Linked DNA regions of Homo sapiens: region 1 is linked to region 2. A link is a loop called in an ENCODE intact Hi-C map of the cell type or tissue named here. Cell type or tissue: ovary. All regions are shown on one strand. Links, peaks and the distances in the headings refer to the core of each region. The heading gives the core; the rest is flanking DNA. Region 1 overlaps LHX4 (LIM homeobox 4). Region 2 overlaps ACBD6 (acyl-CoA binding domain containing 6).

Region 1 (15,871 bases), core at 4,519-12,518, 220 kb before region 2:
TCTCCTGCTTCAGACTGGGGGGCGTCACACCAAAGGAGTTCCTGGCTATCCACCCTTCATAGACTGGTGGGCTCATGTGTCACCTCCTCACCAAGACCTTCCAGGGCCCTCCAGGGATTCCAGCCAGCCCCTGATGGCCCCTGATGGCCCCTGGAGGGAGACCAGGGGTGTGGCTGAGTGAGTACCTGCATGGGGCAGACAGGCATGGCCCCAAGCCGCTGGCATAATTGCTGTGTGAGGCGGCCACTCGGCCTCCACGGGAGAGTCATGACATCTCTGCAGGGATTCTTATGAGGGCTCCATAAGAAAATGCCCACGAACATGGGTGCCTAACTTGCCTTTCCGTGGGCATGACAGTTATCTCCTAATAATAGCAAGCCTGTCTTGAGCACCTACTGTATACCAGGGCCTGTCCTAAAAATTGTCCATGTGTCAATCCGTTTGCTCCTCACAACAATCCTACAGGCACTATTGTCATCATCACCCCCTTTTACAGGTGAGGAAACTGAGGCAGAGAGAGGCTAAGTCATTTTTCCAATTTAAAAAGCAGAGCCAGGATCCAAACCCAGGCAGCTGAGCTCCAGAATCCACATTCCCACCCCGTGTCCTGCCCATGCCCTCACTGGGTGGAAACCCCTGTGGCCGTCATTGTTCAGTACTTTGCTGGGCACAGTGGAACTCCTGGGTAAGTACTGATTGACTGGACTGCGTATTCCTCAAGGAGGAAAACTGTGGAGATAGAAAAAAAAAAAAGAATCCTGTATGTACTGGGACAATTAGCAAGTGGGACACCTGATAGTTTTCATGGGATATTTTGGTCTGAGAAAGGGGTCAACAGGCAAAGCATGTATACCAGGCCTGACTTCCACGCAAATACTGGTAGTGCTGGGGCCATGAAGGGAATAGGCTGGGGTTGGGGTTTAATTGGGCCCAAAGTTGGTACTTCTGTGTACAGGGCTAGTGATGGCATTTAGTGAGTGTCCCAATAGCCTATTTATAGGGTTTAAGTACAAACGTCTTAATAGTCAAGAAAGCCTTCTCTCTACATAGGTTTAGATGTGTTTAAAATTTTTCTTAGTACATTGAGGGTAATTCCTTTATGTTAACACTTTTTAAATTATATCACAACCAACAAATATGATATGAATCAAAAACATGTATGAGGCCAGGCGTGGTGGCTCACGCCTGTAATCCCAGCATTTTGGGAGGCCGAGGCAGGCGGATCACCTGAGGTCAGGAGTTTGAGACCAGCCTGGCCAACATAGTGAAACCCATCTCTACTAAAAATACAAAAAGTAGCCGGGTGTGGTGGTATGCGCCTGTAATCCCAGCTACTCAGGAGGCTGAGGCAAGAGAATCACTTGAACCCAGGAGGTGAAGGTTACACTGAGCTGAGATTGTGCCACTGCACTCCAGGCTGGATGACAGAGCAAGACTCTGTCTCAAAACAAAACAAAACAAACAAAAAAAACCCATGTATGATTCATGAGAGATTTGGTTTTACTGCTGTTGACATTTTGGAGTGTACAGGAGATACTAGTGAAAAGCTGTTTCAAGGTGAGCCTCTCAGACAGGATTTAATCAATTTATTATTTAGCGATAAACATCTATGGCATTACCCTTGTGTGCCAGGCACCGTGCTAGGCAGTGACCGTTTAGACAAACAACGAGCAAAGGTGTCTTTTATAATAGGGGTGGTAAACCCTGGGGTTGCCAGCCTCGTGAGTGCTGTATCAGGAGGATACTGTAGGAGGCCAAACGCTTGCACTTTTGTTTTTCTTCTTAATACTTGTTGATTTGTTACCTTCCTTTTTTGAAAAGCACAGGGGAAAATGGCTAGAGATCCTAGTACTGTTTGTTCATCCAACCACGGAAACCTGACCATTTTGTAGATGTTGAAACAGTCAGTGACTCAAAATACTATCAAATTCGCAAGCAATCCCTTGGAAAGATGGGATGGTGGAGAAACAGACCTCAGATAGGAAGTCACCCAGGACAGGAACCGGATGGGGCAGTGGTTAGGGTTCTGTTGCAGACAATAGAGTCTTCTTTCACTATTTAAGTGAAAAGTGATTACTCATCAGGTGGCAGGTGACTTTCAACTCAGTGGAGCCAGCTGGTTGGAGCTTCCAGGATAACTCTCAGCCCCCAGAATTTCACTGCTTCTGCTGTGACTGATCAGGACAGTGCAATACCCACCAAAGCACTTCATCGCCTCCGCCGTGACGCACACCAGCACAATGGGAGCCTGCCCCTCAGCTATCCTGACATTTAGCTCAGTTCTGAATTCAAGTCTTTCCCAAGAGCATTTGATTGGAAGACTCAATCATCTTCAAAATGTGAGCCGCTAGGGCATCTGGAAAAGCAGTTTCTAGCTTTCCTATCTGCAGCACCGGAAGGCACATTAGGATGAGGTATTGATCCAGCCAATCTATGGTATCAGTTGCAGTTCATTAAAATATTGAGATTTTCTCTACAAGAGCACACTCAGGCTTGGACCTTGATCACTGCCCGCCCCCTCCCCCACACCATATTTATCATTTGCTTTTCAGGACAGATGGCCTTTCAGTCCAGGCCTGGGCAGGGCTCACTTTGGGGGCTGATGTTTTTAGCAGAGCTTCCAATCACTTGTGAAAATGTCGTGGAAACAGAGGTGGATGTTGCTGAGCCTTCCTGGCCTGTTGGCTGTGGAACTGCAGCTGACATAAATGGGTTAGCTGCTGCTGCTAGCCTTGTGGTGCCCTTAGAAACGAGTGATTCCTCTGGGCCAAAGTCACCCCAAGCCAGAATCCACAGCCTGGCCAGCAAAGCAAGGGTTGGCTTTCAGTCCCCACTTGTTCCTTGACTACGTACGTTTGTGTGCAATGTATAACCTGTACAACTATATGCAACAGCTCTGCGGTTTGGGCCATGTCTGTTTCCACCATCAGCAGAGTGGGAAGGCACCCGCCAGGGCCTGGCCTGGTTAGCAGGGCTGTGTGGAAGGCTCACAGTGCCTCTCTCTCCTCTTCCTCACAGAGATTCCCCAGTGCGCTGGCTGCAACCAGCACATCCTGGACAAGTTCATCCTGAAGGTCCTGGACAGACACTGGCACAGCTCCTGCCTCAAGTGTGCAGACTGCCAGATGCAGCTGGCGGACAGGTGCTTCTCCAGGGCTGGGAGCGTCTACTGCAAGGAGGACTTCTTCAAGTAAGTCAGAACGGTCCGTCTCGTGGCCCTGGCCTGTCTCTGCCTCTCCCCAAGCAGTGAGGGGGAAGTTTGCAGCAGGGTAGGCCAGGGAGGGTGGAGAGTCCACTCTGGGAGGGGCAGGTAAATCCTGGAGCTGAGAGGATGCCCCTTGTTGAGGTCCCCCTTCTGATCACTGGCCCATCACTGCCAGAGGTTCAGCCTCTAGACCTCATTTGATCTCTGCATGGGGCAGGGGTGAGGAGCCAGAGGCCTTGGGCTAGATTTCTCCAGGGTGGTTGACAAAGTTCTGCAAATCTCCTCTGTTGCTCCAAAGAGCAACAGAAAGAGTTGCTCTTTCTGTCCTGATATATTGGTGCTTCAGGGCATGTGGTTGTAACATTCCCACAACTTTCAGAGCAGCTGCTTTTAGGTTCATGTCCACATCCAGAGGCGTCTCTGTGACTGTGTTTGCACAGCCTGCTTCAAGGGCCTTAGAGGCTTGCAAGAGTTGCTTCTGGCAGGAGGCAAGCCAGGCTCGGTCAATGTCGTCACTTTATATGGAAACATGACTAAGAAAGAGGCAGTTTCATGTGATGGTTGAGTCCAGGCTCTGCCTGTATTCGAACCCACTTATTGGCGGTGTGCTCTTGGGTAGGTTACTTAACTTCTCTATGCCTCAGTTTGTTTATCTGTAAAATGGGGCTCACAGTAGTAGTCCCTACCTCATGAGGTTTTTATTAGCTTTAAATAAGTCTATTTATGCATCAAGTCCTCAGGACAGTGCCTGACACTTGAGTGTTAGCTCTTAAGACTGTCTGAGATTTTCCTTTCTGGGGTGGGGTTCATCAAAAACTTCCTGTTGGAGCTTTGGATCAGGGTGAGAAGACCTCCTGGAAGGTGTTTTCCATGGCATTTAGTCCTTGACTTCTCTCCCAGAATCTATTACCCAAGGCAGTGATGTTGGTGCCTTAGCCAATGTGGAGCAGCTGGCAGCAAGCAAAGCCAAGAGCCGGAGGTGGGGGTTAGGGATCAGTGACGCTGAGCCCTGTGTTCAGTCACACCAGCCTGGGTGGCCCAGGGGGCGCCAGGGAGGCTCGCCAAAGGCTGAACACACCCAGCCCAGATAACCAAGCCCCATAGAGGCACCTCATGCTGAAGCTGTGTATTCGGAAGATGGGGGTTGAGGGGGAGTAATGGGGAGAAATGTGAGTCCTGGATACAGAATACGATTTCTCCCACATCTTCCCAAAGGTTTCACTATGGAGAATAAGTGATTTGAATATCTGAGGATTCTCACATTTCTTTAGTGCAGTGAGTTGAAGAGCACATTAAAGATCTTGGTAACCAGTGCGTGGGGCTGCCTCCCCGCCTGTGTGCAGAGGGTGCACTCACTGTCACCACGGTACTTTGCTCAGATATGTGCTGCTCCCTACGTGTGTGTGCGTGTGTGAGTGTGTGTATGAGTGTGTGTGTGACAGTGTGTGTGAGAGTGTGTGTGGGTGAGTGTTGTGTGAGTGTGAGAGTGTGAGTGTTGTGTGTGAGTGTGAGTGAGCGTGTGAATGTGTGTTGACTACAGGAAGGCAGGGGCAGCAGGTGACATGGGTGCCCGGCAAGTCCTTGATGTTTGGGTGGAAGGACAGACCTCTGGTCCTTCCTCTGAGCTTTTTGTGTACTGCTCTTCTTTCTCACAATCTTCCTGTTGCTTTCCCACCTCTGACCCTCCTCTAGTTTCCTTTTCTCTGGCATTCATGCAATTCCATTCCCTCTAGCCACATCCTTTCCCAGTGGGCAACAGGAGTTTGCCTCTATTTTCCTTCCTCTATGATGTCCTGGCCAAGCACCACAGCAGCTGTTACAGGACCCTGGGTGGAGTGAATTTCCCTGTGTTTGTGTGTGTGTGTGTGTGTGTGTGTGCGCGCGTGGGTTGACATATGTACCCGGGTGCAAATGTGAACATAATGTGTGTGTGAAGAGGGCAGGAAGCGGCAGGTGGCAGGGCCTAGCCTTGGGGTCGGGTGAGCTGCCCTGCTTCTGTGATGAGGTGTGTGCAGATGTGTATGCCTGCACCTTTGGAAAGCCAAGAGGCCACGCCTCCGCTTGCCCGTCTCGGGGCAGGGTAGGTGCTGGATGTCCGAGTCAGACCTCAGACCCCACTGGTTTCTGGCTGGTCCAGTGTGGCGGCTCAGGGAAGCCTGTGGGGTATGAGCAAAGCCTGGCAGGGCCACTGACCCAGGACTTCATCGCCAGAGGGCTGCCTTGGACCCCCCAGTGCTTCCTCAGGGCCCTGTCTGATTTTTGGACCCTGAGTGGCTGGCTATGGTTTGGAAAGAGAGGGTGGAGAGGAAGGTGATGGCAGCGCAGGCGTGGGGTTGGGTTTGGGAGAAGTAATGACCAGGAAAGAGGGTCTCCCTAGACCCAGGAAGCGCCCACAGTGTGTGCTGAGGAGGGATCCCCACAGGCCTATGAGCCAAAGGCCCAAGACCAGAAATAACAAGAACGGCTCCTCACCTGGGCCTTGCCCCTGGCTCCACTGCCCCAAGCCCTGGCCCTCTTTTGGATCCTTTCAGGGCCTTACTCAGCAGAAACCTTCTGGCTAGTCCCTCCACTCACCTCCCTGTAGTCTGCAACCCTTCCCACCCGGTGAGTCTTCCGCCAGGTGGGCCTTCCCGCCAGGTGAGCCTTCCACCCCACAGCCCAGGCCAGGGCCTGCCCCTTCCCTGAATATGCCACAGAGCCTGCCAGAGGCACTGGCGCATCAGAGCCTCCTGCCGGCGCTCCCTTCCAGTCCTAGCCCGCTGCTTTCCTCAGGTACCTGACGCCCACCAAGCAGGATGCTCCATTCCCAGGCATGCTTGGTGGGCTGCCGCCTCCACACGCCAGCCCAGGCTGTTTCATCCTCCAGGGACGGTGCCCACCCTCCAGGGCTTCCATCCTTCCAGGGTCCTCAGAGTCCAGCTCCGCGGCAGACAGGATCCCCAGTGGAGCCATCACTTCCTGTCTCTCCCCTCTCCCGGGTGACCCAGCACAGAATGCTTTGGTTTGCCCATTTCTCGTGTGCCTGGTTTATCTTCCTTGTTGGCTTGAGGAAAAGGCCTATCTGTTACTCATTTTTCTGTCCCCTGTGTAAGCCCCTGGCTCTGCGCTTTGTCCATAGGCCACTGCTGGGTTTGATGCTGCAACAAGTAAATTATCCAGTGAGTTTACACGAGCTTTGGTGACCAGTTTCTTCTGTATGCTGCAAGGCGTCTTTGAGTGAGGGAGGCCCAGGCTGCTTGCAAATGCTCAGGCCCATCATTTAGCCACGGTCACTTCCCTTGTTCCCGGCACTGCTCTGCTTCATGAAATGACCTACTCTCAGGGCTGGGTCCTTCTGTAATGCAGGGCATCTGGCCACGGATTCAGTGCTGAGTTTGGGCCATTGACTCTGTGATGGGGTGCTGTGAGGAGGGGAGTTCAAAGCTGAAGTGATTCTCCCTCCTGTCAATGGAGGGCCAACCCGAGATGAAGACCAGGTGGCTCTGAAGTCCTCAGTGGGTGGATTCATAGCCCTCACCAAGCTCTTGGGGACCAGGGCTGTTTGGTACAGGAAGGCACAGCTGCAGGCTCCATCCTAGGTACAGACAGGGAGGCAGCAGGCTGTCCAGCATCTGAGTGGTCCCACCTCCCATCCCCAGGGGTCTTGGGACTTGCTGGCCACCTGGGGCTCTGGGGCAGCCTGCTCCTCATCCCATCTCATTAGATGTCACCAGGCACCTCTTTCAGAGGGCACATGGGGGCACACACACAGTGGAGGTGCAGTAAGGACAGAGACCGTGCTGGGGCAGGAGGGGGCAAGCAGTCCGTGGAACCCCAGGTCCCTCCCTGGCTCACCCTCGGCTATAGAAGTCACATCTGTGGCCACCTTGTGAGAGGGACAGCAGGTGCCACATACTTGAATTTGCCCATCAGACCTCTGATGCTCTTAGCTGTGGAGTTTGGAAGACAGCTGGTCAGAGCTAGGGAGAGTCCCTTTTCCACGCTCCTTGAAGAAAAAGAAAAAAGAAAAAGCATGTCCTTTTCTGGTACCTCCTCCTAGCCCTGTTCAGAGGTGGGGGCAGGGCTCATTGGTTCCCTGATTAGCACTGTGGTCCTAAGTTCCTGGATCAATACTTTAATCTCTTTGCCCATAACAAGGAAGAGGGCCACTGCTTTGCACAACTCCAGGGGGCATCCTCCTGTCATATTCTATGTGAAGTTCTGCAGATCAATACGGAGATACGGAGAGTACCCACTGGAGGTGGGTAGTACCTTGTAATATCTCAAAAGTGGAAGGAGGCCGGGAGGTCAGGACTTCCCCAGCCTTCCACAGGGGCATGTGGCGATCCTGGTAACTGGCAGCAGGGGGCGATGTTGGTGTGGACACAGAGGAGGCAAGAAGGATTGTTGGGAAATTGTACTCTGTGGTTGTTGCATTTTTCTTTGGGGGCTGTTGAGCTCTGTCTTGCTCAGTAACACTGACTGATTTTTGCTGTTGTTTGTTGTTTTTGCTGCTTGTGTCCTTGGCTCTCCTTTTTTCCAAACGAAATAAAATTCTGAGACCCAAGAAGAAAGGCACTGAGTTGACTAAGGGAGCACAGTGGGGACCATGATTTGTTCTGAGTTCAGTGGCGGCTTCAAACATCAGGAGAGCCCACCCCTGGTGCAGAGGGTGTCCCGAGCCCTGTTATAATTTGAATCCCAAGCTGCGGGGCAATGACTCCTCGTGTCGCATTTGCTAAGCAGGTCCTATCCAGACCATGTGTCCAGCATGTCATGGATCCTTCTCATGTCTCCTCAAAAAGGGACCAGGGCCCAGAGAGAGTAGGGATCCAGGAGTGGGGTTTCTGGGTCCCCTTGCTATCACCAGGTGGGTCCTGGAAGGAGCCAGGCAGCTGCCTTCCTCTGGAGCACAGCACAGACCTCTTGGAGCTGGGTTCAAGTGTTGCCTGTCGGCAGCCAGCTGGGTGCCCCTAGGCAAGTTTCTTTGCATCTCTGAGCATCTATGTCCTCTTCACAGTGCCTGTCTAAGAGCCCTGGCACCCAGGAGCATTTCTCAAAAGGAGTGATTTTCTCAGCAGTGATTTTCCTTTTGGTGAACCCAAAAGGAGCTCAGTTGAATTCCTGTCCTATCTTTCGTTAGCAGTTTGTCAGCACAGGTAACTAGGTCTTTCTGAGCCTCATTCCCTTGTCTGTGGAGAGGAGCTCACGCTAACCCACCGAGCTAGGAAGAAGACGTGTGTGACCCGGGTCCAGCAGAATGCTAGGTGCTTTGTAAACACTGCCGGGTTTCAGGCCCTGCCGTGTGGCCCCTTGACCCGCAGCCCTGCAGGGTCAGGTAGTCAGAGTTCCCTCAGGGCGGGGCCTGCGCTGGCTTTCCTGGTCTCCCCTGTACCAGCCTTGAGAGCTTCCCATGGAGATGACTCTTAACTGCCTGGAGCTCCTCAGTTAGTGGGGGGTTAGCCTGGCAGAACGGGGTGGGCTGTGGTCCATGGGAGAAACCTGCCATGTGGATCTCTGTGAAGAGTTGAGAAACAAACCATTATGGAGTGAAAACAAACAGAGCTGTGGAATTGAAGCGAGGGCAACGTTCCTACACGTTTGTAAGGTCAAGGGCAAAGCCTTCAAGGACAATCCAGGCTTGTGGGGGCTTCAAGCTGTGCCCCCAGCCACTGGGGCTCCATATTTCCATCTGCCCGTCAGGGGGCGTGGAGTGACTCTCGGGTGTTCTGAGGGTGCTGCCACTCCAGGAGGTTCCTGTCTAAAACGTCATGCTTCTCAGGGGTCTCCCTGCCCCTGAGGCCCTCACAAGGCAAGGCAGGCAGGCAGAGATGGGTGCGCCAGAGGCTCCCGGTAGCGGGATGGAGGCCGCTGTGTCGCAGGGGAGCTGTGCGGCTGCTGGGCCAGGCCAGGATCTCCCTCTGCTCCCCGCGGTGCCCCTCCCCCAGCCTGCCAGTCTGCAGGCCGTAGGTGGGCTGTCCGCCAAGGGCAGGTAGGCAGCGTCCTTGGGAGCCCGGGAGCTGCTCCCATTTATCTCCGCAGTCCAGAACAGCGCATTTCTGCCTGGCGTGGCTGCAGGGTGGTGGTGCTGGCTGCAGACAGGGCTTCACTGGTGACCTTAGCCCACTCTGGTGACCAGGGCCTCTGCTCCTCATCTTGCAGGGGGCAGCTGCCCACAGGACATTGGCTAATATGGGGAAAAACAGGCTCGACCCCTCTGCGGGGTGGGCTTCATGGAGAGCAGGTGCGGGGTTTTGAGTCCAGGCTCAGCGTGAACTTGGGGCGTTAGACATCACCAAGCCTCGCTTTCCCATCTCTACAGGCGGAAGAAAAATACTGACTTTTCTGAGTGACTGTGAGGACTGAGTCAGAAGCAGCAAGGAAGTGCTTAGTCCATTCTTAGGAAGGCCATGAGGGGCATCTACACTGTGCCCCACATAGGGAGGAGGAAAGAAGACAGCAGGAGGGCCTGGGACCAGGCTGGCAAGGACGGGGTCCTGGGGTTGCTGGCCAGGCTGTGTCAGTGGTAGTGGTGGTCAGGGGATTGAACAAAGGCCCACCCTTCAGTGAGGAGCCGGCCTGCATTTTCCTCATGGGATGCTCTCCCTCCCTGTGTGGTCCAGAGCTGTGGGCAGGAACCGCAGCCCTCAGCGCTCGCTCGCATCAAAGAGCGGGGCCAGCCTGGTGGGAGGCGGCAGCCCGCGCCTGGGTGGCTTTCCACTGTCTCAAGCTTTCTTGTGCCCTGTTGCCCCAGAAAGAGGCAGCCTCAGTTCTGGGGTTGGTCGTAGAGTCAGTGTGGAGTCAGACTTTTGCTGAGCCACTTATTATTTCTGATAACCACACACCTGCCAGGCCATGCAGGCATGATCGTGCGTACACACACACATGCACACATGCACACACATGTATACACGCACACACACATGCATACACACACGCACACACGCGTGCACACACATGCACACACACAGTGCTCTAGCAGAATGTGCTTAAGGAATGCACAGGGGTGTGTCTCTTTGATGTGTGACTTTCCATAATTTCTGAATAGTTTATAGTCTAATTTCCTCGCTAAGCAAATTAAACCTTTTAAGGTAACGATCAGATGGTCCGGATAGTGGCTGTGCGTGTGGACATTTGAAAGATTCAAACACACTGGTGGGACCAGGCCCACAGTCATTTGTGCCGGCCTGTAATCAAGGCAGAAGCAATTACTTAGCCCCGAAGCTCCCCCAGGGACCGAGGCTGTAAATCAGGAGGTGATGAGTCGGAGGAGGATTGTCTGCCCGCCCCAGAGCGTGCAGTTCAGCTGCAGTCGCCTGGGCCACCCTCCCCGAGTGGGGCCTGGGGTGAAGGCCTCCTGACATCTGTGGAAGACACATCTCAGGGACTTTCTGGCTTAGAGGAATCTGTTTGGAATCACCTAGCTGCAAATTAGTCTGGGGATCAGATGCATCTGGGCTGTGGAAACGGGGTCCCCAGTGGGATCTGGGTGACATGGGAGTGGAAGCTGTGGGCAGCCCTCTTTTGGCCCAGGCACAGCACAGCAGCCAGCGGCACCTGCCTTCCCTCCGTTGCTGAAGATCGGTTTCCTCTCCTCACCCCTACCCTGGCCATTCAGGTGCCATGCCATGGGGTTCACCACTCCAAAAGGCCCTCTCTGGACATTCCTGCAGCCTCTGTGCCTTCAGGCCCTTGTCTTTGGGCCTCTGCACCACTGTAACTTCTCTAATTGTGGTCCTTTCCCCTCCTTCCCTCCTCAGCCCGTCTGGCTCTTCCCTCCGCCCATCTGGTCACGTTGTCCCCATTGCATCCTGGCTGGGCATTCAAGGGCCCATGATCTGGCTCAGCCTTACTCCCTGCTGGTCCTCTGGCCAAGGTCACACCAGGGTCCCATTAGAGCCAGTGTCTAGTTTGTCACTCTGGTCCCCGGAGGCCTTCGTGTCTCTGGAAGCCCCACTCTGAGAAGCCACGAGCTTCTCCACAGGGCTGGTCTCTGGTGGGCACTGTGGATGAGACAGCAGGTCAGCCTGGGGGCCTCTCTCCCACACACCCATTCCAGTTCCTGCGGGTGTCTGCCATGCGCCGTCTGGAGAATGAGGCCCTCAGTCTTGAGGGACTTTGGGACTCTGACAATTGATGAGTGACCTGCAGATGCCCAGGTGGGCTAAGAGCATAGGTGACAGGATTTCTGTAGGAGTGGTCTGTGCCACCGCTGCACTGGGCCATCCGTGGGGCTGGAAAGTGTGGGTTCTGGGCCCCAAAGTGGGAGTCAGGGGTGGCTTTTCTCTCAGTAAGCACCCCCGATGCGTCTCCCGCTCGGGGGAGTTTGCTCACAGCTGAGCTAGCAGCTTGGCAGAGGCTGATTGGCCTGTAGTGAGAAGGGCAGATGAGGTGCTGCGGGAAGTAAGGGAGAGGAGGGAGGGTGACCTTGGGCCAGGCAGCTGACTGCTCCAAGCCTGTGGCTGTCAGAAAGAAGGGAATACTAATCCCTCCCTACAAGGGCAGGTGTGTGGTTTGAATGAGATGCCTCGCATGAAGTTGCCTGGTGCATATGACATGATCCGTGCTTGTTTACAAAAACACCTGGTGGTCTGGACTCTTCTAGAAGGGATTCAGGTCCTGCACGTCCCGTTGCCTCTTCAAGGAAATCTGCCCCCAGCAGGGAAGGAGAGGACTTGAGGCCAAATGGACGGGAGAGTTGGGCTCTCGTCCACTTCCTGCCATGGATGGAGCTGTGTGATCTTGGGCAAGTCACTGCTTGTCTCTGGGCCCCCATTTCCTCCTCTGTGAAATTAGGGCCTTGGACTAGGTCACTGGTTTTAAAGCTTTTCCAGCAGCATTCATCTCAACATGATAATATCGAATATTCTTTAAAAATAAAAACATTAGATTAAAATCCTGATAAAAAGCAGATTGCTGAGGGGCTGTTCCCATGGGCTGGGAGGTATATGTGTGAATGTGTGCATGTGACATGGGGGCTGTGTCCCCAGCCCCCGAGGCTCTAAGATTCTCTGGTGTCAGGCCTTCTCCAAATAGGACCCCCGTCTGTGTCTGGAGAAGGCTGCCCATTCTGGGGCAGAACTTTATGTGCCCATGACATGGCTGTGGCCTTAGAGTGGGCGGTGATATATGTTGGAAATATTGGTACATACAGTAACAGTAAATATCAGCAACTTTCCTGTCAAGTGTGGTGATAGATAAAAGAAATACATGTAGGGAAGTGTCAGCTGGGAAAAAAATATACGGCCAGCAGTAAATCACCGCCAAGCAATTAAAGCATAAAATCAACTTGTGCAGTATTTTGTTTCCTCAGGACGGTGCACCGTTCCATGGCAGCTCCACGCACAGGAGGCTGACATGGGTCCTGGGCTGGTCCCCACCGACTGCCTTCAATAGCCAAGAGTAAGGAAGACATCCCAGAGGAGAGGCACTGAGTTCAAATCCCAGCTCCACCGTTTGTCTGTGAGGTCTGGGGCAGTTACTAACCCTCTCTGAACTTCAGTGTCCTCATGTCCAAATGAAGAACAGGCCTTCAAGCATTGCGCAGGACTGGGTCACTCACTGATTTATTCATCATACATGCACTGAGCACATATCGTCAGCCAGGTCCTGCTCTGGGTGCTGGATTCAGTAGTGAACAAGACGGATAAAGACCCTGCTGTTGCAGAACTTGCCTTCTAGAGAGGGGGAAACAGGGTCAGCAAGAAATAAGTGCACAGCGCATCTACTGAGATGAGTGCTGTGGAGCAGGGAAGGAAGTGCTGAGGGGGAGGGGTCCAGGGGTGTCCCCCTGAGCAGGTGACATTTCAGGGGACCACTGCAGGAAATGCAGGTACCTGGGGGGAGAGCGTGCCAGCAGGGAAGCAGTGCCCGGGCCCCAGGAGGAGGCGGAGTGGACTGGGCAGTGGAGGAGGGAGGGTGGAAAGGCGATGGCGCTGGGATGCCATAGTGCCTTGGTGGCCGTTAGGGAGCCTGTGGCTTTGACCCTGAGTGAGGTAGAAGCCACTGGAAGGTTTCAGCAGGGGAGGGCGAGGGTGTGACTTAGGCCCACTGTGGCGACCATGTGCAGAAGTGCCTGTAGGGGCATGGGCGGAAGCGGGGAGACTGTTAGGAGGCAGCTGTAGGTGCTGGCTGATGGCAGCCCAAGCTAGGGAAGGCGGTGTGGGTGTGAGAAGTGGTCCCCAACATGATATAATTTTGAGTAGAAGCTGGGCGTGGTAGTTCACTTCTATTGTCTCACCTACGCAGGAGGCTGAGGCGGGAGGATCTCTTGAGCCCAGGAATTCAAGCTTGCAGTGAGCTGTGATTGCACCACTGCACTCCAGTCTGGGCAACAGAGCGAGACCCTGTCTCCAAATAATAATAGTAATAATAATGATAGTAATAATAATTATTATTATTCTGAGTAGAGTCAACAGGATTTGCTGACAGATCAGATGGGGACGGATGCCCAAAGGTTTTGGCCTGAGCTGTGGGAAGAATGAAGTTACAGTGGTCTGAGATGGGAAGGGCTATGGGAGGAGCAGAGGGTGCGGGGGGTGTTGGTAGGAGTTTGGTTTTGGACTCCAAATCCATGTGCTGTAGAGGCAGTGGAGCCCCAGTCTGGAGCCCAGGGGTCTGGGCTGGAGGTGAGATCCCCAGGGGAGCGGGGTGGGCAGAGAAGAGGTGTGGGAGGAGGAGGAGCAGGAGCAGAGGAGCAGAGGCCGGAGAGCACAGTGTAGGAGGCAGCGAGCAGGTGTGTTGGGAGGCTTGGGAGGCCAGGGAGAGGGGAGCTGACCGCTGGGCTGCAGCACAGCTCTGGTTGGGTAGGGCACTGCCTTGAAGGGTGCAGGAAGTGGGCAGTATAGAAGGGAGGCAGGCAGGGATCATAGAATGCCTGTACATGGATGGAAGGAGCCAGCAGAGGTGAAGCTAATGACACAGAAGGCAAAGGGGATGGTTGCTGGGAGTCTCATTACGTGAGAAGGAATGAGCTGTGTCTGGTGGAGGTGCATGGTTCACCTGTGGGTGGCAGGCAGGGGCTGGGGCCCCGGGTGTGCGAGTGGAAGGCACAGTGGGAGGTGGGGAGGGTCCAAGCCGGGCTTCCCTCTTCCATGGGAAATGGGAGGGCGCCAGCAGCTGAGCCTGGGGCTCAGTGGGGGAGCGGGTGGGAGGTGCATTCTGACCCCCGGCCCCCGAGGCACCATCAGTCCGGTGGGCAGGGGCTGCTTTCCTGGCTCTGTGGATGCCCGTGCTGGGGTGGGGCAGGCGCAGGGCGGAGAGAGGGCAGGGTCCAGGGTGTGTGGGGAGGGACAGGTGGGATCGCCCTGGGGTCTGCTGGGTAAGGAAGGAGGGAAGCGAGGGACAGTGACAAGCCCAAGGGGAAGGGCAGTCCCTGGGTTGTGTGAGTCAGTGCCCTGGGGAGCTGGAAGAACAGCGGGGTCCAATGGTGGGAGGGTTGGAAGTGACCCCTGGAGCTGTGGCAGTTGCTGGTAACAACAAGGTCTGGGGGAGTGAGCGGTGGGAGGGAGGGTAGAGGCCACAGCCTTCAGGAGGTCAAAGAATTGAGAGGGAGGGCCTGGAAGGATGGTCTATGTGGGGACTGCAGTCACCAAGGGTGTGGTGGGAGTGAGGGTGAGCCTGAGTTAAGTCACCCAGGCGGGAAGCAAGTGGAGCAGGGTGGCAGTGCAGCCACGGGGTGAGTGCCGGGGCATTGGGCTGAGGGCTGGAGGTGAGGGTCGGATGAGATCACATGTGCAGGGCCCACTCTGCACAGGACACAGGTTGGTGCTAGGAGAATGGCAGCTGCCTTTATTACCAGCGTCTCAGTGACCCACTTGTGGTACATCATGCGGGTCTGCTCAGAGGTCGGAACTTACCATCAGGAATGTGCCAGACAGCCAGGGTGTAGGATTTATGCACCCCTGGTTCTAGAAGGCTCGGTCCCTGCAGGGCCTGCCTGCTGCCCCCTTTCTACAGGGTCCAGACCCTCAAGCCTGTCTTGCACTGGTGAGCAGCCCAGCCAGGTGGTCGGGAGCAGCAGGGGTGGACAAATCAACAGCAGCAGGAGCTCAGGCGGAGCTCAGGTGCAGAGGCTGGGACCCAGCACACAAGACCTAGTCCTCTCCTGGGGTCCAGAGTGGCCCATGAGAGTCAGCCGAGAAGTCTCAGCTCTTCTCTGCCCACACCTGGGCCAGCCGGAGGATGTGGAAGGTGGACAGCGGGCCAATTACATGTGTTGGGGTTAACACACTGGGGGGTGAGGGCTTCCCTGGCCACCCCAGCACTGCAGGGCTGGGAGCCTCATGCAGGGGGCTCAGAGCCACATGAGGGGGACAGGCCCTCTCCTCGAGCTCCAGCCTAGGTCAGGGCACCAAGGCCGGGTTTGCTGCCCTTGAAGCCCGCCGCATGTCCGCTGTGTTGTGTCAGAAGCACCGACTGCAAACCCCGGTTCTCTCGCTCGTTGCCCTTGGGAGCTAGGGGTCGGCACCTCACCTCTCTGAGCCCCAGTTCTTATCTGTTAAAAGGTGTCACAGTACCCACCTTTCAGGCTAGGAGCTCAGGAGACAGTCTGGAGGCAGTGTGATGGCGACAGCAAGTGGGATGTAAAGTCTTGTGGTTTAGTAAACCATGGGCCTCATTTCAACCCGGGACTTAATGCCCTTCTTAGAAAAGCTTTTGGCTGGGCACAGTGGCTCACACCTGTAA
Region 2 (17,224 bases), core at 4,451-12,450:
CTGTCAAGAATTACCCTGATTGTTTTTTTAGATTTGATTCTGCATTGTATGCAAAGTTCAACCCATCCCCTAACTCTCCCCCTTTTCATCTTTGCCATACTCCAAGAATTCAAAGTCCAACAAACATTGGTAGTTTTGAAAGTAAAGCTGTAAAGTTAGTAATATTTTTGGTCTTGAATTAGAAATTGTGTCAAATAACTAGAAGTCGTATTTCACATGCTTTGTAAAGAAAATAAAATTCCACTGCCTCTAGAAGAAGGATACTCTATAGTGAGCCTGAAAACAATATAGTAATTCTACAGAGTTTTAAATCTAGGCCTTTAAAAACATTTTCAAAAACTGAATTCATTTTCAACTTGGTTAATAAAATCTAATTCATGCAACTGACAGATTCAATATAGATGAAGAAAATAATTTTCCAACTCTAAATTAAAGGAATATGAGTTAGACAACTAAATTGATCCCGTAAGAATCGAGGTTTGCCATGGTACAGCCACATTAAGGGAAATGTATTAATGTTTCCCTGTGAATAATTTCTCTATAATTTCAACCTGGTCATTTATTCACCATAGCCTACCATGTGCAGGTTAACATTCACTAATATCCTCAGCAACACTAACATTGCATCCCGTTTATTTTTTGGTGGCATATTAATAAAATACTTGCCTCAGTTAAGTATCATATTTGATATAAAATTTATACTTGCATTGCACTCTACAGTTTACAAATTTGTTTTCTACATATATAATTTCAATGAATTACAATCTTCCTTCACAACTTTAAAGCATAATACACTACTAATCTCCAAAAGCAAATTATGTCAAATATAATAAATAAGATTTTAACAATAAAAGACTAATACAAATAGAAAGAAATTAACCTATTGTTCCCTTCTTACCTTGCTCCAAAACAATTCCACATTAACATTGTTGGTTCATTTTTCCAATTTAAGCTGTTAAAAAATGCATGCTAAATTTCCCTATATCGTATTTCAATCAATTGCCTAAGCTGAGACTAGTGTCACAAATAAAGCATAGGATCATAAATTTCTCAGAAGACATAAAATCAAAGACACCCAACACCTAAACATAAAGATAAAAAACAGCAAAAAAAATACCCACAAGAACCATGAAGCTATATGAAATTCCAGCTGATCAGCTGGTTAAACAGTCTATTCTGAACAGACTTAGTCTTTACTCTCTAAACTGATATTAAGATTACAACCATGTACCAGAATCATCTTGGTCTAGTCTTTTCATTTTATGTTTTCTTATAAATTATGGTGCTATAGGAAAAAAGTCAATCGCCTTTCAGATGTTTAACTGCAAAAGCACTACTTAGAATAGCAATGAACTGAGTTATTTAAATACAGGACTCTGCATGAAATGAGGGCTATCTGCAAAACAGCACATACTTAAACTACGGTATATATTACAATATTTCAAACAGTGCCTAGAAGATCTCAAGCCTCCCATGATTCTATGATCACACAGTTGACAAGGAACTCTAGAATACAGAAAAATCTTTGCTAAACACCTAGAAAAGACAACACCACAGTTTTAACTATTTGCGTACCAACAAGTGCTACATCCACATTTCATCATATCCGGGCATTAAGAGGTCACTTTGTTTGTGCTCACAAAAAGTATTTTTTTAAATAAAGTTAAATTGAATTGATTTTTTAAAGCACATAATTAAAATGGTATTTGAGACCAAATGCCACTGTGTGAAGATAGGTAAAAATAATTGACTGCTCAATTTCTTTGATGAAATAAATCCGTCTCTTAAAGAAAAATATTCTGTTTTCTAAAGTTTCAGAACTTTTTGTATTAACCTGTGAATATAACATAAATAGAAATTTGCAACTTAAGAATTTGTTCTTCTGTTCTTTTTGCAATTGATATTTCTTTGCTCCTAAGTGACGCAAATAATTGAAAGTTTATCTGTTGGCCAGGTGCAGTGGCTCACTCTTGTAATCCCAGCACTTTGGGAGGCTGAGGTGGGCAGATCTCTTAAGCCCAGGAGTTCAAGACCAACCTGGACAACACGGCAAAACCATGTCTCTACAAAAAAATACGAAAATTAGCCAGGCATGGTAGCATGTGGCTGTAGTACCAGCTACTCGAGAAGCTGAGGTGGGAGGATCACCTGAGACTGGAGAGGTCAAGGCTGCAATGAGACATCATTGTGCCACTGCACTCCAGCCTGGGCAACACAGAGTGAGATTTTAAGGAAAAAAAAAAAAAAAGTTTATCTGTCAACTTGGAAGGAGATATGAATTAGTCTGTTTTCATGCTGCTGATAAAAACATACCTGACTGGGGAGAAAAAGAGGTTTAATTGGACTTACAGTTCCACATGGCTGGGGAGGCCTCAAAATCATGGTGGGGGGCAAAAGGCACTTCTTACATGGTGACGGCAAGAGAAAAATGAAGAAGCAAAAGCGGATACCCCTGATAAGCCCAACAGATCTTGTGAGACTTATTCAGTATCTCGAGAATAGCATGGGAGAGACCAGCCCCCATGATTCAATTACCTCCCCCTGGGTCCCTCCCACAACACATGGGAATTCTGGGAGATACAATTCAAATTAAGATTTGGGTGGGGACACAGCCACACCATATCAAGAAAACTGGCACTTTACTCTTTCCCAATAGGTGTAAGGTAATAAAATTTTAAATTCCAGATTTTATTTAAGCATAAAAATGATCAAACAAAAACCAAGTATGGTTGGTATAGCAAATTATTCAAAATACATGGTCTTATGCCTCAGCAGAGGTTTATACCAATGAGTTTCCTCAAAAATCTCTCTCCCACACATGCATGCAGATATTTATAAACAAAGAAAAATGTTCCTATCTCTAATGACTAAAGTTATTCACTTAATGATATTATTTCTAAGGTGCTGAAATTTTAGGAACATAGGTACGTATAGGGCAAGGCCAGACCTGAGGAGCTCCAAAATATCTTTGCTCTATCTTGGTCAGTCCCACTATAGTGTCAAACCCCTCCTTTAAGTTAAGGTATCCTCTGCTGGGCCCATTTGGGAACCAAATTTGTTAACTCTCCATTACTTCACTATTCAAGAGTTGATGTGTAACGTTTAGGTGATGTGTGGCAAAAAATTATACTATGAATGAATGGCACACACTTTATTGGTAAACAAGAATGGCTCAGAGTATCAGAGGACAACAGTATTGTGATTTAGGGTAGATGTAGCTGAAGTACTTCATCAGGCATTCCTGGAAACTCTGGATAATAAAGCCAGAGGGTAGTTGTTGGTCTAGAGAGAAACTTCCCCAATTTAAATTTCCATGGAAGACACTACAAACACAAAGGCAGGCTGGGTGGTTGTGTGTGTGCGGGGGTGCGGGTGTGTATATCATCAATAACGATTAAAAAATTAATAAAATCTAAATCAGTTTTTCAAAATCATAGTCCAATAATACAGTAATTGAACTGGATGATTTCATGTTACACTGATCAGCAGGAATGCTAAAGAAAAAAGCTAAAAGCTGAGTAATTTGGTATCCTGAGTTTACCAGGAAAAACACATTCTAAAGTACTTTAATTCTTTAAAAATTTAAGAAGATGACATATAATTAATCATTATTATTATTGTAAGACTTCAGCAAGAAACAGCATTAGTTTATGCTAAGTAATACAGCCTGAAGAGGTTCAATAAATCTTAGCTGAACTGAATCTCAAGGGACAAATTAACATAGTCACCCCCTAGTTTTGCAACACAAATAGATATGAAAACAAAGACTATACAGTACTTGGAAGTATAGGAATCTAGTAGAATACTACTGAACAAAAGCATAGAATAATTCCATAGAATAAAACATATACAAGTGAAATGCTCCATGGACTATAAAAATTTGTATGTAGAAAAAGCAGAAAGATTAAGATAGTGGTAAAAATGATTTAATCAGCTATTGTATAAATATTAGATATTTTAAACATTTAGTCTCTCAATATGTAAAACTTTTACACGGGCCGGGCACGGTGGCTCACGCCTGTAATCCCAGCACTTTGGGAGGCCGAGGCGGGCGGATCACGAGGTCAGGAGATCGAGACCATCCTGGCTAAAACGGTGAAACCCTGTCTCTACTAAAAATACAAAAAATTAGCCGGGCGTAGTGGCGGGCGCCTGTAGTCCCAGCTACTTGGGAGGCTGAGGCAGGAGAATGGCGTGAACCCGGGAGGCGGAGCTTGCAGTGAGCCGAGATCCCGCCACTGCACTCCAGCCTGGGCGACAGAGCGAGACTCCGTCTCAAAAAAAAAAAAAAAAAAACTTTTACACGAGTCAAATTTGGCAGGAGTGGAGGGGAGGGCGATGGGGAAAGAAATAAACTTTAAAATGTCTCTATCTAACTTTGTAACACAAAATTTTAATATCCCAAAATGTTAAGAATTTCAAAAACTGTAAAAAGAGATAAATTGTCCACACATTTTAAAAAATTGAGGCAATATAGATAGGATTGTTTGGAATACAAGTCAGTAATATATGTATATACAATTTTGCTGTTTTTCAGCTTTTTACTGTGTCTAAGTTATTGCTAATACCATCAAACTCCCTTTGCTATAGTTACTGATATTGAATGGTACATAATAACAGTAGCACAGAGAGATTAAACCCACACATATGCACATATACACACACACATAAACATACAAATGAAACCATCACCACCACCAAAATAAGTTCTGGATTCACTTGATTAAAATATTTCTTATAACCTTTTACTTGTACTAAAAAGTAACGTCCATATTAACACCTGTATATATATGTACATACATACACACACCCATAGTCAATCTTATACATAATAGGGTTAAAATTATGAAATTATAATATTCATTCCATGTTGAGATTTTGCCTCCCTGTAAATCTAAAAGTAGTATTTCAAAATACTTCCAAAGACTACCAATTCTTACTGAATTAAAGACCACTTTTCTATTCATTTACAATTTCCAATTTATTCATAATTCTGCTAATATTCACTTATACGCAGGGAGAAATACAAGAAGAGATAGCACTATGTTGTCAAGGTAGCACAGAAAGCTATAAAGCCATCCTGAAACACATCTGGAGTATATTGCTCTTTAAAAAGTTATAAAATGAGAGGTATATTAGAATAGCTTAAATATAGGTGAAATTCATACTTGCTTTTAAAAGGGTATGCAGCCCTAGAAAAGAGCACCAGCCTCCAATAAAATATGGCCAAATAGCTGATATTTAAAGAAATACAACATAAAACATAAAATATATCTGAAAAGCTAAAAAAAAAAATCTTCTAAAATGTGTAATGTCATGTGGAGAAAATAATTCAGGTATCTAAGTTAAGCAAGCCTAGGCCTGAAATTTTGCTTTTGGACATTCTGGCTATGGGCTGGGTTACTTAACCTCTCTGATCCTTAGCTTCCTCATCTGTAAGAGGGGAATTATTTTCTCTACAAGACTGTTAAAAGGACTAATTGAGACTAATAGAATCTTTCTGGCTTTTTACCTAAAAACTTTTTAGCTATCGAATATATTAGAATAGAAATAATACATTCATTAAGTCTGTGTTATATAATTTCACCTACTTTTGTACCAGTGTATTTTTAAAACAAATGGAGAATAAAAAAATATCCTCCTTCACTGGATTTCAAATCCAAATCAACAGACTTTCAGGATCTACATTTAAAATGATCCAGTGTTGTCTCCCTATAATTTACTGTCCAACTGGGACATTTTCTACATGTCCCTTTCAGGGATTCTTTCAGGCTTTTTGTGGAGAGGAAAGGAGTTGAAGTTAACATGTATATAGAAAAATGTACATATTTTAAGTGGGTTTTCACAAACTGAATAAATATGAAATCAACACCCAGATTTAAAAATCCATTAAGCCAGCATCCAGATCAAGAAATAGAATATTACCAGCATTCAAACTGAGATAGTTTTGACAGTGAAAGGTGGTGTTATTTTAACAGCCTAAATGAAATATAATTGACATATAATAACTGTGCATATTTAAATTGTACAGTTTGATGAGTTTTGACGTATATTGGTGAAACCACTGCCACAGTCGAGATGATGAACATATATATCCACCATCTCGGAAAGTTTCCTTGTGTCCCTTTTGTAATCCCTGCTGTTTATTCCTACTTTGTATCCCCGGGCAACCACTGATCTGGTTTCTGTCACTGTAGTTTGCATTTTCTAGAATTTTATTTATTTATTTATTTTTGACATGGGGTCCCACTCTGTGGCCCAGGCTGGAGTGCCATGGCATGATCAGAGTTCACTATAGCCTCAACCTCCTGGGCTCAAGCGATCCTCCCATCTCAACCTCCTGAGTAACTGGGACCACAGGTGTAAACCACCACACTCAGCTAATTTTTTATTTTTGTAGAGATGAGGTCTTGCTGTATTGCCCAGGCTGGTCTTGAACTCTTATGCTCAAGCAGTCCTCCCATCCTGGCCTCCCGAAGTGCTGGGATTACAGGCATGAGCCACCATGTTATGTATACCAATAGTTTGGTCCTATTTAGTATTCCATTCTGTAGATACACCATAATTTGTTTAGCCTTCTCCTGTTGATGGAAATTTTGGTTTCCAGTTTGGGGTTATTATAAATAAAGCGACTATGAACATTCATGTAAAAAAATAAAGTAAAATGACCTAGTGTTTACCATATGATGGAAAATGCTATAACACCTAGAAAGAGTTGGTGGGGCACTTTTCATTTTCCCTTTTACTTAAATCAACAACATGGATTATTAAGAGTTTCACTAAATTTGTTATTGAATATATTAAAATTCAACCTAAGGAAAAACGGGACAACTGGAAGATAACATTTATCATGTCTAGGCACTCAGGTATATATTATGGCTAGGGGAAAATAGCAAAACAAACAACTATCACATACCAAAATCTGAATCTGGTTCCAATGCAACCCAATCCCACCAATACCAATGAAAAGACTAGAAGTTTATCCCCAGGTAAAATCATTTGAGATCTCTGATGCAAAACTATGGTGTTATTTAAAGATGGAATGTGAAGCCAAAAAGCATTCACACGTTCTGTTTAAGTTATATTATTAACTCATTTATGCCGGAGGTTGAAAATTTTTTTTGTGAAAATCAGACCTTGGCAATGACCTTGAGCAGTAGGATGTAAATAACTCCCACAAGCTTTGCATTCCAATAATGGAACACTAGGCATAAATGGGTTAAATTTTTTTTTTTTAAAAAAAGAATGAAGTTGTCACTCAAAGGTTTTTGCCTATGCACACATATAGGCTAATACAATGCTTCTTTTCCTCAACTGACAAGTATCACAAAAGAAAATTTAAAAGTACAATTGGCAAATAAAACAAGAAAACTCAGCCGGGCACAGTGGCTCACGCCTATAATCCCAGCACTTTGGAAGGCCAAGGCAGGCGGATCACCTGAGGTCGGGAGTTTGAGACCAGCCTGGTCAACATGGTGAAACCCCGTCTCTACGAAAAATACAAAAATGAGCCGGGCGTGGTGGCGGGCACCTGTAATCCCAGCTACTCGGGAGGCTGAGGCAGGAGAATTGCTTGAACCCGGGAGACAGAGGTTGCAGTGAGCTGAGATCATGCCATTGCGCTCAGCCTGGGCAACAGAGTGAGACTCTGTCTCAAAAAAAGCACAAAAAACAAAAACAAACAAAAAAAACAAGAAAACTCAAAAACAACACAAGTACATGGATGGAAGAAATGTGAAAATATCCAATGAATATATCAGATTATATATCTATTAACCAGTTCCCCTCTGAAGCTAACCAAAACATTACACAATATAATGCTTTGTATAACATTATACCCCCTTATCCATGGGGTATGTATTCTAAGACCCCTAGTAGATGCCTGAAACTGTAGACACTACAGAGCCCTATATACACTATGTTTTTTCCTATACAGGAACAGGTAATGGATACATCTTGACAAAGGGATGTATGGAGTGGGACAGGAGAGATTTTATCACAACAGGGCATGCAATTTAAAACTTATCAATTGGTTACTTCTGGAATTTTCCACTTAATATTTTTGGACCACCGTTGACCTCAGGTGACTGAAACCCCTCAGAAAGCAAAACTATAGATCAGGGAGGACTGCTATACATTTTTAAACCACAAACAGGGACCACTAACAAACACATACACACATATAAGAGCATACACACAAGCATTAAGAATCCTACAGTTCCTAAATATTGCATAACTCTTTATAAAGTCAGTAGGATAGACCATTAAATGTTTTTAATAACACACCATGCTTTTCTGTACTGAAAATTACCTCTATATGGAGGTTAATAAATTTGGCCCAAAATATAATCAATCTCTGTTCCTAGTAACAAAACATGTCATAATAGAGTTTATCATTAGAACGAATTTTTTTTTCAGTAGAAAAAATAATCTCCTTATAATTTAAAAAACAGATAAAATGCAGTTCTAGTTCTTAATTCCCAACTAATACACACAGGTTACTTTTTTACTAAAATAAGTCAGAAATGTTTTATTAAAATCAGGAAAGAAACTATTTCTAGATTATTTCTTTTAGCTATAGCTTTAACATCATAATTCAATTAATCTACTAAAATGTGTAACTGTTGTATCTGCAAAAAGCTTATTCTGCTCTAATGCACAAATAAGAAGTCTTAAAAAAGTCTTCTGCAAGCTGGGCAAGGCAGTGTGCACCTGTAGTCCCAGCTACTTGGAAGGATGAGGCAGGAGGATAACTTGAGCCCAGGAGTTCAGGTCTAGCCTAGGCAACATAGTGAGACTCCATCTCTTTAAAAAAAAAAAATTCTTTTGCAAAAGAAAATTTTAGTTGCACAGGATACTAATTTTCTCTAAATTTTCTAATAAATTTAGATCACCATATGATGCTTATTTTTCTTAACTTACATGGATTGAATAAGAAAACAAAGTCATTTTTAATTCTAATCTATTATCCCAAAAGTACATCATTTTGGGATGTAAAGATAATAAGATTATCTTTATTGAAATTATTATAATTTTACATTAAAATGTATTTTTATTTATTAAGTACAGCTAAAAAATAATTTCTAATCTTATAGTTTTTATTGTGTGTCTATTAGAGAAATACACAAAATAAGCATAATTGAAGTGTATTTAGTTTCACAGAAAAATCAGTAACTTTAAACTGTGAAACACTGCCCTCTATAGTCCACTGAATTAAACAACAATTCAATTTATAATACTTAGAACAATACAACCTAGACAAGGAATTTTGGACTTTCTGCCTCGTTCCTGAAGCAAAATTTTCCCGCTCTATAAATCTCTCTTTTTTTTTTTTTTTGAGACGGAGTCATGCTGTGTCGCCCAGGCTGGAGTGCAATGGCACAATCTCGGCTCACTGCAACCTCTGCCTCCCAGGTTCAAGCAATTCTCCTGCCTCAGCCTCCCAAGTAGCTGGGATTACAGTACCACCATTGCTGGCTAATTTTTGTATTTTTAGTAGAGACGGGGTTTCACCATGTTGGTCAGGCTGGTCTCAAACTCCTGACCTCAGATGATCTGCCCACCTTGGCCTCCCAAAGTGCTGGGATTACAGGCATGAGTCACCACACCCAGCCTATAAATCCCTTTTTTAAAAAGAAGTTTATACTAGAGAAATGCCTATTTCAGATATCCATTTGGCTGGGCACAGTGGTTCACACCTGTAACACCAGCACTTTGAGAGGCCAAGGCAGGAGGATCACTTGAGCCCAGGTGTTCAAGACCAGCCCAGGCAACATGCAAGACCCCATCTCTACCAAAGAAAAAGAAAAAGAAAATTCGCTGGTGTGATGGCACACACCTGTAGTCCCAGCTACTCAGGACGCCAAGGTGGGAAGATCACTTGAGCCCAGGAGTTTGAGGCTGCAATGAGCTAGGATTGCACCACTGCACTCCAGCCTGGGCAACACAGCAAGACCTTGTCTCTAAAAACAAACAAAATATTCATCAATCTCATTTAAAGCCTCTTCTCTAAAGAAATCAATACTTGCATGCTTATTGCAGCACTATTCACAATGGCAAAGATAAAAAGTCAACCTAAATGTCTATCACGGATGAATGAATAAATAAAATGTGGTATATATACACAATGAAATATTACGCAGCTATAAAAAAGAATGAAATGTTATTTGCAGCAACATGGATGGAACTTGAGGTCATTATCTTAAGTGAAATAAGCCAGACACAAAAAGACAAATATCACTTGTTCTCATTTATATATATGAGCTAAAAAATTTGATCACATGGAGGTAGAGAGTGGAAAGACACATAACAGAGACTGGGAGGGGCAAGTAGGGGGAAGAGGGGAAAATGAAGAGAAGTGGGTTAAAGGGTATAAACATACAGTAAGAAAGAAGGAATAAATTCAATGTTTGATAGCAGAGTAGAGGGACTACACTTGACAAAAATGTACAGATACCCGAAATGCCCTGATTTGATCAGTACAGCACTATATACATGTAACAAAATTTCACAGGTACCCCATATATTTGTAGGAAAATACAAGCAGTATGGCAGGTACGCCTGTAATCCCAGCACTTTGAGGCGGAGGCGGGTGGATTGCTTGAGTCCAGGAGTTCGAGACTGGCCTGGGCAACATGGCGAAACCCTGTCCCTATTAAAAATACAAAAAACTAGCTGGGTGTGGTGACACGCACCTGTAGTCCCAGGTATTCAGGAGGCTGAGGTGGGAGGATGGCTTGAGCCCCGAAGGCAGAGGGTTCAGTGAGCAGAGATCGCACCACTGCACTCCAGCCTGGGTGATAGAGCCAGACCCTGTCTCAAAACCAAAGAAAAAAAGAAAATACAAGCAGAAAATACAAGCAGTCTGATAGTACTGGAATCTAAAATAAAAGATGAAGAGGGATAAAAGGTGGGACTCAAATGTGGATATAAACCAGATTATGGTGGACTTTGTATATCATGCTAATTTAGCCTGTGAGTAAAGGGGAACCACTTTTAAATGGGATAAACATGGTCAGATATACATTCAGATAAGTCACGTCCGAAGCAATGTGGAAAACAGAACTCAGAGGGACCACACTCAAAACAAGGAGAATACAGGAGGCATTGCAACAGCCTAGGCAAGAGATGATGATATATTAAGAAAGAGGCAGTAGGGGTAGAAAGAAAGTGATAGATGCAGATTACTTAAAAGATAAAATTAGTGACACTTGGTAACTAATTAAATAGGTCACTAAGAAAAAGCAGTAAGAAAAGATTCAGGGATCACTGCTAGGTTTCTCACTTGAATGAACTCAGTATATGGCAATACCATTAAATAAGGAAAGAAGCAGAAGAAAGCATCTGAAGGCAGGGTAAGGGGGTAGACAGTTGATAAGTTCTATTTTAGACCTGTTGAGTCTGAAGTGCCAATGCAACACTAAACAGAAATGCTCAATAAGTATTCCAGCACATGAAACTCAAAGCCAAAAAGGCAGAGTTCTTCAAGTCAAATGGAGCTTGTAGAAGTACTTGATTAGGCTCACATTATGTTTAACTTTAAAAAAAATCAGAAGATGTCACTTAAAAAATGAGATTTCAGGCTGGGCACGGTGGCTCATGCCTGTAATCTAGCACTTTGGGAGGCCGAGGTGGGTGGATGACTTGAGGTCAGGAGTTCGAGACCAGCCTAACCGACATGGTGAGGCCTTGTCTCTACTGAAAATACAAAAATTAACTGGGCATGGTGGCATGTGCCTGTAGTCCCAGCTATCCAGGAGGCTGAGGCAGGAGAATTGCTGGAACCCGGGAGGCAGAGTCTGCAGTGAGCGGAGATCGCACCACTGTACTCCAGCCTGACAACAGAGTGAGACTCCGTCTCAAAAAAAAAAACAAAAAAAAAACAAGATTTTATATCAGATCTGGCACTACTGAGCATTCATGGCAATAACTGGCTGGAGCTAACATCCAATTCCCCTCTTTAAATAGGGCATGCACTTCACTGCAAACCACAACCTTGTGATTCTCTCTATATAAATCAAAACCGACTTCATTCATTTATGTTAATGGCTTGGCCCATGAAGGCGCTTGTTTTTGATTTTTTTTTTTTGTGACCCTGGTCTAAAAACCCTAATCCCTGATCAGGATCACAGAAAAGATCAGGGCTAAAAAATAAATTTAGAATCAATATAGACTGTGGTTAAAACTGCAAGAATGATAAGGAGAGACACAGTTTTGAAAATCATCAACACAGGCTGAAACTTGGGGCAAAAAAATACTTAATCATGCAGACTTTGTGCTTTATAATATTTCTATTACCTTAAAAGTGGCCTTTACCATACTCAAATCTTAATTCAAAATTCACTTTCCCTGTGTATATTTTAATTTCTTCAGCAACACTGTTAGTCTTTAACCAAAAATGCTAAGTTTTCTATTTATTCCCAGGTAGCTTTTTTCAGGAATTGCTAATAGCATCCTACATATCTATATGCTCTAAAAATGCTAATTAAATTAAATAAAGTATTCCCCTTATACTGAGCATAAGTTATGCCCTGGAACTTGAAGAAACAAAAGAAGAACCAGAAGGTTGGAAATACACTCTAAGAGAGAAATATAATGGATTCATGTTATTTACCCTGGAAAAGAGAATTATAAGGAAATTAGAATAATCTAGGTATCCTCTATGGTATGGCCCTGTGCTGAACTTTGTAGGTGGTAAATAGTAACACAAAGGCGAATCTGACACGGTCCTTGCCTTGAAGAGTCTATGGGCTGGATGGAGTACTATCAAGTTCGATAGTCAGGTGAATTTCTTTCTGAGATGAGAGTTTTAATACATGAGAAATATATAACTTAAAGAAATATTCTCTAGCATAAGGCACCTAGAGAACCTCAATTTAATACCTTATAGTCAACAAAAATTAGATATGAATAACAAGAAAAAAGTCAAAGGTAAATTTTTGTCAAAAACAAATCTGTTTAGTTATTTTTTTAAATATAAATTATAAAAATTATGACTGCCTTCATAGGTAAGTATAAACAACAGGTATAAATTTATCTATCTTTCAATAATTTTTATAGGTAAAAGATAACTAGCTGATGTTACAAAAACCACAGATGAATAGCAGCCAATTTTGCAAAAGGCTAGATGGATACTGGACAGCTAGACAACCACTTATTTGGCTGCTGGAACTAAAGAAAGGAGAGTGTCAGTTCTCCCATCTATGCTATTTTTCTCCATGGTCAACACACAAATAACAATGGATGCTAGTCTAAACATCATCAGATCAGTGAGGTGAAGAGAAATGAAGTTAATAATAAGATCCCGAGTAAATATAAAAGTTTTAAAGATCTAAGAAGTTAAAAAAAAAAAAGCAAGAGAGAACCAAGGTATTAACAATATCACTGAAACACACAGAAAACACTAGAAATTCCCGAGAATAAAAACGCATCTTATTTATGTTGAACTTTGCTCCCTCTGGTGGTCACTAAAGGTTTTACTAGATGCGAGTAGAAACGGAGGAAGAGGACAAAAGAGAAGTGGAATTGCAGAAACTAAGTTAACCTTCATCTATATATCAGACAAACGTTCAATTTTCAAAGAAAACTTTTTTAAAAGAAGAATTTAGAGCTCAGTGTTACGGAGGTAGCTCTGAGGATTACAGAAACAGTCACAAGTGAAAAGATACTTCTAGGGAATGGGACTGAAAGTGTGTGAGTGTGTGGGGCAAGGTACTTGTTCTAAAAGTTTCATTTTATACTCTTCCACACTGTTTGAATTTTTGTTTCCATAAGCCTCTATTATTTTCATGAAAATATCATTTAGTGGACAATGTGGAGGAATACCTAAGTCTTTTTACAAGTTTACAATCAGTATATTTCGCTTCTCAGAGTAAAAGCCACAATCCTTATTACAGCAGGCTATATTACCATGTGCCCAACTCTGCCTCATTTTCTATTTCTCCACCCCTCGTTCTCATATACATTCAGTCCTTATTGCAGTTTCTAGAGTACGTCAGGCATGATCCTACTTTAGAGACTTGCACTAGCTGTTTCCTCTATACAGAATGTTCTTCCCCCTGTATGGCTCATTCTTTCACTTAATTTCAATCTATGCTCAATGTTACCTTTTCAGTGAGCCTCTCCTGACCATCTTATTTTAAATTAAGAAGGTACCCCTGCCTCCTGTGTGCCCTATCCTTCTTCCCTGCTTTCTCTCCACAGTGCTAATCACTTTCTAAGACACTACAACTTTACTAATACATTATTAATATTTACTATAATATTTACTTTATTACTTATCTCTGTCCGACTGTAAGCTTCCTAAGAGCAGGGGTTGTTCTGCTGTGTTCAGTGCTAAATCCCCAGCCCCTAGAACTACAACTTGCACACAGTAAGTATAAAACTAATGTGTGAAATAAATGACTGACTAGTATCAATAATACCTTAATACATGGTAGAAAAAAGAACAAAATGCCTCATTTTATATTTGGTTCAATATAAAATGGTAATCTATTACAGATTAGGATACAATTATATATGCAAAATACATACTATTAATCTTTTAATCAGTGATATCTGGAGAGAGATCATTAATGTCATTAATGGGCTGCTTTTTTGTTTTTGCCTAGTGTATATGACTAAGATACCAAATACACTCAAATGTAATCATTCTGCTATTAGTACTTGAAAGCTTTTGTATAATAGGACTCAAAAGAAATAGTACCCATGCATCTTGAACAAGAATCTTCTCCAAAGAGCTATGGAAAATATCAGATACTACCCGGGAATTATGAAAAAATACCTAATTCTTTAATTTGGAAAATGTCCTCTTCTAGAACTATTAATATTTATCAGGAATAAAAACACATCTTTTTGTCCAGAGTGGAAAATACATTAAAATTACTACAAGACTTACAGTTTGGTGGTCCTGCTTTACATGTCAACATTATTTATTTACAAGCAAGGAAACCACTTCAGAACAGGGTTACCTCATGGCTCAGGGCATTCACACTAAAGAAAATTATTACACTTCCATGTGATCAGAGTCAATTTAGTAGTAGCCAAAAAAACAAGGTGACTGGGGTGCGGTTATTTTCCAATTTCACCAAAGTTTTTACAAAACTGCCTTATTATTTGTCAAAACTCATTGAATTACACACTTAATGTTTGTACATTTCACTATACATAAATTTTGCCAAAAAACAAAGTAAGATTCCTATTGAGAACTTTATTGGTAAATTTTCTTTTCACAGTGGTATAGGTTAGAAATTCTGAAACTACTTTCTGTATATTCTAGACTTAAGCAAATGAGTAACTACATTGAGGATACTGGGAGCAGGGTTGTTCTGTTGGAGAAAGGAGTTACAAATATGAAAGAGGGAAGGCTATCATGTACCCTGTAGTGTTGGGTTGGAATTACAGGTATGAATATAAACTTATGGTTTTTAGTATACAAGTAGATAAATATATAAATACTGATATAGGATATACACGTGTCAGAGTAATATAAGTATTAATACATGTATACACGTCTGTGTCTACAATGAATATGTATTCAACATGTGTATCTACGCACGTATGTATACGTATACATACATATGTTATGTATGCATGTATATACAAAATGTGTGTATGGCTGGGCGCGGTGGCTCACACCTTTAATCCCAGCACTTTGGGAGGCTGAGGCGGGTGGATCATGAGGTCAGGAGTTCAAGACCAGCCTGGCCAACATGGTGAAACCCCGTCTCTACTAAAAATACAAAAATTAGCTGGGCGTGGTGGTGGGCGCCTGTAATCCCAGCTACCAGCTACTCAGGAGGCTGAGGCAGAGAATTGCTTGAACCCGGAAGGCGGGGGTTGCAGTGAGCCGAGATTGCACAACTGCAAATCTGTCCAGCCTGGGCAACAGAGTGAGACTCTGTCTCAAAAAAAAAAAAAAAGTGTGTGTATCTATAGATACATACATTTGAGGGTATGTAATTTTAGATCTGTCTTCTGAGAGGGCCTAGAAGCAATGACACTCCAGTAGCAATGAACATACCCTAGCATCCAGACCTTGGTTTCTAAATACTATTCTCTACTAAAGAGTTAAAGAGAAGCAGCCAATTCCAGGGATAGGGCAGGGCAAACATCAGATAAATCTGTGTAGTGAGTTGAATTGTGACCCCCAAAAAGGTATGCCCAAATCTTAATCCCAAGTACCTGTCAATGAGACCTTAATTGGAAATAGGATCTTGGCAGATGTAAGTTAAAATGAGGTCATACTGGATTAAGGTGGGCCCTAAATTCAATTACTAGTGTCTACCAGAAAAAGGAGAGGGAGATTTGGATATAGAAACATAGGGAAGAAAGCCATGTGAAGACAAAGGCTAAGAATGGAGCTGGGCTGCCACAAGTCAAACAATGCCTGGGGCCACCATAAGCTGGAAGAGGCAAGAAATGATTCTTCTCTACAACCTTCACAGGGAGCATGGCTCTACTAACACCTTCTTTCCAACACCTCCACAACTGTGAGAGAATAATTTTCTGTTGTTTTAAACCACAATGTGCTCGTCTGTGGTACTTTACTACAGTAGCCCTAGGAAACTAACACTGCTTGAAACGTCTTGTGCCAAGAAGTAAGAAAATGCTCAATGATGGGGATGTATCAAAAAGGACATAGAAGCCATCTTTAAAAAGCTCCAAATAGCCAAATAAATGCTTTTAATGAATTATACCCCACTGAATAAAAGAAAAATCCATGAGTTTATACCAATATAAATACAGGAGCCATCTTGAAGGTACTCCCAGTAGCAAAAAAAAAAAAAATGATTTTAATGGATTTTTATATCCCACTGAATAAAAATCCATGAGTCTAAACTGATATAAATACATGAATGTTGAGAGAGGCAATCTACTATGAGCCCCGAGTGTCCCTACACATTCTTGTTCAATAGACCAGGCCCTGACCATTCTTTACCTGGGCCATTTCTCAGGATTGTGTATGCAGGAAGCCATCTTCAGGGATGAGGTAACGTATCTCTATCCCCTGACAACAATCAGGCTTGCTAAAAAAGTGGTCAATCCCCATAGTTCAGTGCTCCTTCCCTATAGCACAATACACTGCATATGTAAGAATCCAGCTAGGACCACCTGCTGGTCACAGCAGGGACACAAAAAAATCAATGTGAGGGACACAAAAAAATCAATGCAAACCAAATGAAGCTCATACAGTTTGCCATGCCATGGATAATAAAGCCCTTTG

The links. Hi-C counts contacts between places; a loop is a spot of excess contacts. Peaks named below come from ENCODE experiments on the same cell type or tissue, not always from the same donor. Only the 100,000 strongest peaks of a DNase experiment are listed, where the experiment ranks them.
Region 1: it touches region 2 in a loop (3-fold over the local background); 93 of 110 quality-filtered maps call a loop at or near these places.

The regions. Positions count from the first base shown.
Region 1 is chr1:180,245,267-180,261,137 of GRCh38, forward strand. LHX4 (LIM homeobox 4) reads left to right here. Exons shown (of 6, transcript NM_033343.4): 2 at 3,019-3,190. Among named protein-coding and RNA genes, the nearest start is that of LHX4-AS1, 21 kb to the right of the region's middle. RefSeq lists enhancers at 3,080-3,580, 3,866-4,846, 8,696-9,215, 12,673-13,442. In ovary, for the core only: no CTCF peak of the experiment used is centred there; a DNase peak (open chromatin) is centred at 7,535.
Region 2 is chr1:180,469,170-180,486,393 of GRCh38, forward strand. The region is part of intron 3 of ACBD6 (acyl-CoA binding domain containing 6); the gene reads right to left. Among named protein-coding and RNA genes, the nearest start is that of ACBD6, 25 kb to the right of the region's middle. In ovary, for the core only: a CTCF peak has its summit at 9,238 (motif pointing left); no DNase peak of the experiment used is centred there.